Linked DNA regions of Mus musculus: region 2 is linked to region 1. A link is a loop called in an ENCODE intact Hi-C map of the cell type or tissue named here. Cell type or tissue: gastrocnemius. All regions are shown on one strand. Each heading gives the region's core, and the rest is flanking DNA. Links, peaks and the distances in the headings are about the cores only. Region 1 has its middle 28 kb from the start of Gm25417. Region 2 overlaps Plod2 (procollagen lysine, 2-oxoglutarate 5-dioxygenase 2).

Evidence for each region. Peaks named below come from ENCODE experiments on the same cell type or tissue, not always from the same donor. Only the 100,000 strongest peaks of a DNase experiment are listed, where the experiment ranks them.
Region 2: a loop joins it to region 1, with 6 times the contacts of the local background. A loop is called at or near these places in 28 of 42 quality-filtered maps.

Annotation. Positions count from the first base shown.
Region 1 is chr9:92,498,585-92,501,509 of GRCm38, forward strand. No RefSeq gene overlaps it. Among named protein-coding and RNA genes, the nearest start is that of Gm25417, 28 kb to the right of the region's middle. In gastrocnemius, for the core only: a CTCF peak has its summit at 1,319 (motif pointing right); DNase peaks (open chromatin) are centred at 1,326, 1,606 and 2,017.
Region 2 is chr9:92,607,375-92,610,299 of GRCm38, forward strand. It overlaps Plod2 (procollagen lysine, 2-oxoglutarate 5-dioxygenase 2), which reads left to right. Exons shown (of 19, transcript NM_011961.3): 19 at 1-1,054. Among named protein-coding and RNA genes, the nearest start is that of B430319G15Rik, 66 kb to the left of the region's middle. In gastrocnemius, for the core only: no CTCF peak of the experiment used is centred there; a DNase peak (open chromatin) is centred at 1,596.

The DNA.
Region 1 (2,925 bases), core at 175-2,674:
GCTCAAGGCTGACCACCAGCCTCATTCTGGATAGTGAATCAGAGATAGGGTAAATTTTACTCAATTTGTTAAAACGGACTGTAGAAACCCGTGCAGCCTCTCTTCATAGTCAGGCATTGAGATTGCTTCTCACTTTTAGCCTCTACTAAACCCTTACTCTTCCAGATGTGAACTGCACTTTGCCGTCAATATGTTTGGTTCATACTACAACCAGACTTTCTAGGCTTCTGCCAGTAAGAGAATTTTAAGATTATTTAGCTTGCAATTGTAGCAGCATAGAAAGAAACTGTTTTTAAAAACAGCGTGAAGTTCCCGATATATAGGGAAAGTTCTATAACATAAGCATCAAACCATTGCACTGTGTCCGCAGATTATTGCACTATGTGAGTTCTGTTTCGATTTGAGAGAGCGTCATCTTTGTAGCCATCACATGATTATATTGTAGATTGTCTTTAAATGCTTAAAATTTCTAGTATTGCTGTTGAAAAGGTTGTTAATGCTGAAACATAACTCTCATCTCAAAGGGAACAAGAAGTTGTTGGTTCTGGACTGTGACCACAGATTTAGTAACCCCGAATTCCTTGTTCAGTGCTGAAGCATTTTCATGGGGCTTTACAGCAGCAAGAACATCATAAATCTAATCTTCTCCAGCCACACTGGTGGGGACATCAGAGAGGCAGGCGACAGCAAAGCAGAGGATCTGAGCCATGTTTTCACATGCTTTGTTGTGCTCTTAATTTTGGAGTTGGCAGAAGGAGGTGTTCTGCTAAGTTAGTGTGTTCCAAATGCTTTTACGGGTCACAGCAGGTTTGGCTACTGAGGTGGGCAAGATACAGCTATTTCGGTGGCTATTATAACTGGCCCAAGGTAAATTATAATTGAGCTCTAGACCTGCACCATTCCAACCTCACTACAATTAAAGATGATATAAGTTAATTATCCTTGCAGAAGATTCACATTGAAGGTCCAGCTTCACGGAGCTTTTGTTCCTCCCAAATTCATTTAAGATTCATTTAATTTTCCAGCTCCCCAATTACTGAGGCTCGGATAAAGCTCATTTGTCAAATTACAGGACGTTTTCACTGAACAAGTTCTTAAAAAGTTTGTCTAAATTCTCTTCACTAACCATGAAGGCTAATGAGAGCTTCAATTCTTGCATAACATGTAAGAAGAGATTGAAGTTGTACTGTCTTTCATACTGTTGATCGCTGTGGGAATACGCAAAGGGAGGGTACTTGGGAGAAGCGACTTAAGAACAAAGTCTTACCCCTTTTGCAGCCTCCCACCCGTGGTGTCCGAAGACGGAATATGACACTGAACGGTAGGGGGCAGCACAGGCCTGTGGATTTCACTAGTGAACCACAATTATTTTCTCAGTCAAGAAGACTCCATCTGTTCTGATCTATGAGATGTAAGGATTTGAACCTAGAAAGGGCATCTAGGACCACTCGTGTTTCATTCTAATCTTCAATGAAGGATTTTTTTAATTATTTATTTTTTATTTTGTTTATTTACATTTCAAATGTTTTCCCCTTTCCCGTTTTCCCCTCTGCAAACCCCCTTCCCATCCCCCATTCCCCTGCTTCTATGAGGGTACTCCCCCACCCACCTATCCACTTCCGCCTCACTGGCCTAGCATTCGCCTACACTGGGGCATCAAACCTTCACAGGACCAAGGCCCTCTCCTCCCATTGATGTCAGAAGAGACCAAGGTCATATGTCCAAAGTACCCTGGAAACTCAGAGAAACAAGGAGAGAAAACACAGTTCTCCATTTTTGTTTGTTTATTTGTTTTGTCGGTTTTGTTTTTCTTTTTCCTGCTTCCTTGTCATAAAGTCAAGACTCTCCCAGAGCTTTGAAACATTTAACGCAACATTGGTATTTTGAGTTTATTCTTAGTTTTCGAATTTGTTTTTCCGTACTCTTGAGGTCAGTGTACATAAATACACCAGCACCCAGAGAGAGACACCCTCACTGCTGTGGGGGGTCCAACCTAGGCAGGGCACAAAGCGTCGACCTCATCAACTGCTATGTTCTTCCTTCACAGGGCTCTGCAAGTCAGTTTATCACTAGGCAGCGAGAAAAGCCAGACATCACAGTTGTCTGTTTCCCACCACTCAGTCACTTGGTGGGAAACCACACATGAAGCTTGCCCAGTAATTCAGTAGACAGAGCCTTTAATGTGGAGCCTAAGAAGTTCCCAAGAACACCTTGTCCTTTCTGAGAAAGAAGCCGTTGGGTTTGGCTTTCATTTGGATTCATCCCACCCCTGCTATAATGAACCCTGTGATGCTGGGAGTTCTGAGGATGACGTTGACAACTCAAGGCTATGCAGACAGACCAGCGGTATGTAGAAAAAAACCAAAACAAAACAAACAAACAAACAAACAACAACAACATCATTTTGTAAAAGAAAGTGAACATGTTTCCAACTTGTGGTAATTCAAAAAAAAAAAAAGATTTTTTTTTTGTGTGTGTGTATATGAGTGCCCATGTGTATGTATAAAGGTCAAACGAGCCATCAGATGTCTTGGAACTGGGATTACAGGTGATTATAAGGTACCATTGGGTGCTGAGCTATCTCTCTAGCCCCTGTAATGATCTTTAACAATAAAGATAATACATCTGTTCCAGGTAACTATTACACAAATGATAACTTTTATGTAAAAAGTTTAAAAGGGTATGTTTCATTTGTGCGCGTGTACTTACTTGCGCGAGTGCATGTGCGTGTGCGCAATTTCAAAGCAGGAAAATCTATGAGTGTATTTCATATAAATAAATAATCACTTCTACATCCCTAGCTGTGTTCTCTAACTATTTAAAAGGGAGTATCAGACAAGTAAACACTCAGGTCTTTTGCCAATGATCTAGTCCATCCTCCTCCCCATGGACTCCATTGCCTATATCATGCTTGGCACAGACAGA
Region 2 (2,925 bases), core at 329-2,828, 110 kb after region 1:
TAAAATTGTGTGATGTCTCTTTATGTCTGCTCTGAGCCTTAAAACACAGGTTGAAGAAGAAAAGAAAGGAAAAAAAAGTGAAAGTTGGTATTTATTTCTGTGCTTTAATTGTCTCTGAAAATAATGACAGTTTATAAAATGTTTAGGTACAAAGGCATAAATGATAATAAGTAAGCCTGGTAATATGTTCTTATTTAAGAAGAACCTGAGAAGGTTTTATTTATCGGTGGGGGAAGTATAGCAAACGGTTCTAAATGAAAATCAGCAAACCTGAAAGCCTGGGATTCTGACGCCTACTGGCTCTATGTAATTATTAAGTCACATTGACCTCTGTGTAGGGCTGTTTTCCAGGAATTAGGAAGAAAACCCAAAGAAAATATTGCACAAAGGTTTCCCTCAGGAAACCTAGTGCAGATAGCCATGGAAGCATAGCCACTGGAAAGGAACAGTGCATGAGGCAGATGTTCGTTTCTGGTGGAAATTGGGCCCCTGTGTTCCTCCAGGGCAAGTCTCAGGGGAAGCTCATGTCTTTCTGCTTTACAAAGTGCTTCAAGCGTCAGCTCCAAGTGTCCTTATGTCAGCAGGATTTGTTTCCTTCTAGTCCCCCCCCCCCCCATTATAGAAAATAGTAAGGAAAAATAACAGTTTCATTGAGATCAGTAGTAAATTTTACTATGTTTTTTTTAAAGCTTACGTACTTGAATTTTATATCAGGAAGATGGTTTTTGAGCCTGTTCCTTACCCTTGACTATAGTTGGTAGTTGGTCTCTTTTTTCCCCCTAGGGGAGGGGTTTTTCTTTCCCTCACTGCAATCTATTTTCTCATTCTTAGTCTCCTTAATTACTTTTCCTCTACCCTACTTGTTAAAAGTTCCCACAGCAAAATTTTTTATTTCAATTTTTAATATTTCTCCAAATGAGGTTTAAATATACTATAGCTACTGTTTTTAATTTAAAGGTTAAACTTGAAGAAAGTCTTTATTCACGGTGCCAAAATTCATTTTTCTAACTCTGTGTGTTAGGAAATAATGAAAAATAAAATAATTTAAAATAAACATTGTGCCTCTCTGTCTTATTGGTGTTTCTTTAGAACTGAATGTATCGTAAACTAGCCTGAAAGCATATCTGATATAAAAGCCGTAATTATTTCATTTACCTTGATGGCTTAATAGTATATCAGTTACTACGTACATTTTAAATTCAGCTATATTTTTCTACTCGTACGGTGACAGGTCATCTTACCAGGGAGATGATATAATTCATTCTATAGGAGTGCAAACGAAAGCCATACATTCACTCAGTCTGCATCTTTGTCTAGTTGTAGTTTTGAATATCTGAGGATCCAGGTTCTGTTCCAAGCCATGAGGATATGGTGGTTCCGCTCTCATGCTCACCAGGAAGAAGTGGGATTCCCTCCTTGTGCTCTTCTTGGTGTCCCCAAACATGCAAAGTAGATCAGCCAGATTGAGGACGCGTTTTAGTGATGATTTATTAATCTAATCGCACTCCAGGCAGTGTTCACAATTAGTAGATCTGGTCTGGCGGTGGCACCATCCAGGTCCAGCAGACTAACAGACTTACTCTCTGCAGGCTAGCCTCGGACACATGCTACACTGTCCAGAGGGGGCCAGATGCCAGGCGTTGGCTCCTTCGTGACACGTCAGGCCATGTTTTCAGGAATTGAGTAAACACAGCACATTAGCAAATTTTCGGGTTTCATTTTTCGTCTCCCTTTAATGAAATAATACACAGTGTATCCTAGAATCATAATTAGAGTAAACCTCCCACAAGTAGATGATACAAGTTAAAGATGGGGAGATGTAGGATTGGGTAGGTGGAGAAAATGGACTACTGAGACGCTGATGGGAAGAGTTCCTGGAGCCATGATTCATGTGTTCTTTTCAGGAATAACAAAATGACAGATGTCTCTGCAAGAGAGTGTGTATGAGGTAAACATCATGCTGCTGGAGTGTAAGACCAGCAAGAAAAAAATCCATGTCCTCTCTCTCTCTCTCTCTCTCTCTCTCTCTCTCTCTCTCTCTCTCTCTCTCTCTCTCTCTCTCGGTGTGTGTGTGTGTGTGTGTGTGTGTGTGTGTGTATAAAATTCTAGAGAGGAGCATAAACGTGTGAGACCTTGGAAGAGCAAACGGATTTTGTGCTTTTTCCTTACAACTGCAATATTTCACTATGTGAATGCATTTAGGCATTATTGAAAGAAAACACACACAAAAAATCATTTACATGTCTAAAAGGACAGGCTTGCAAATCCTCATGATAGTTATTTTGCTCCACATTATTTTTCTCCTTTTCTTCTTTCTTCCGCTAATGTTTGAAACCAGAACCTCTTACTCCCGTTCATTATACATGCCTCATGTCTGCTTTTACTAACTATTTATGCACATGGAATCAGTATGAAAGTTGTCCCCTAGAACAGATCATTATATTCTAGTATTTCATTCTCTGTTCTGCTTTACCTTAAAAAATAACTAATATTGGTAATTTCATAGAGTAAAATTTTGGGAAAAGCACACATGAATGTAATAAGCGGAGCTCTGAGTGATAGAAGTAGCCCACTTTCTTGCTAGTTTGCCTGCTGGCTAAACACTAGAGCACACCTTATGTGTTAGTGTTTAGACATGTCATTCATTCAGAGTTTGGGACCACTTACACACCAGATCCCTTTAAATGGCAGACAAATCTAATAGAATTTAAAATTGCTGTTCACGGTGGAGAATCAGTCTGTATAAATAACTTCCTTTCACTAGATGCTGTTTTTGGAAAATTAAATTATTTAGGACATCATGAAAGCAGGCTTTGTCAGCAGTGTTTTTCTGTGGCCTTTCACAGAACAAGTACAGACTTGGAATTGTTATTAAATATACATTGAAGGAAAACATAGAGGCTGTGTGAGTGTGTGTGTAAAAAA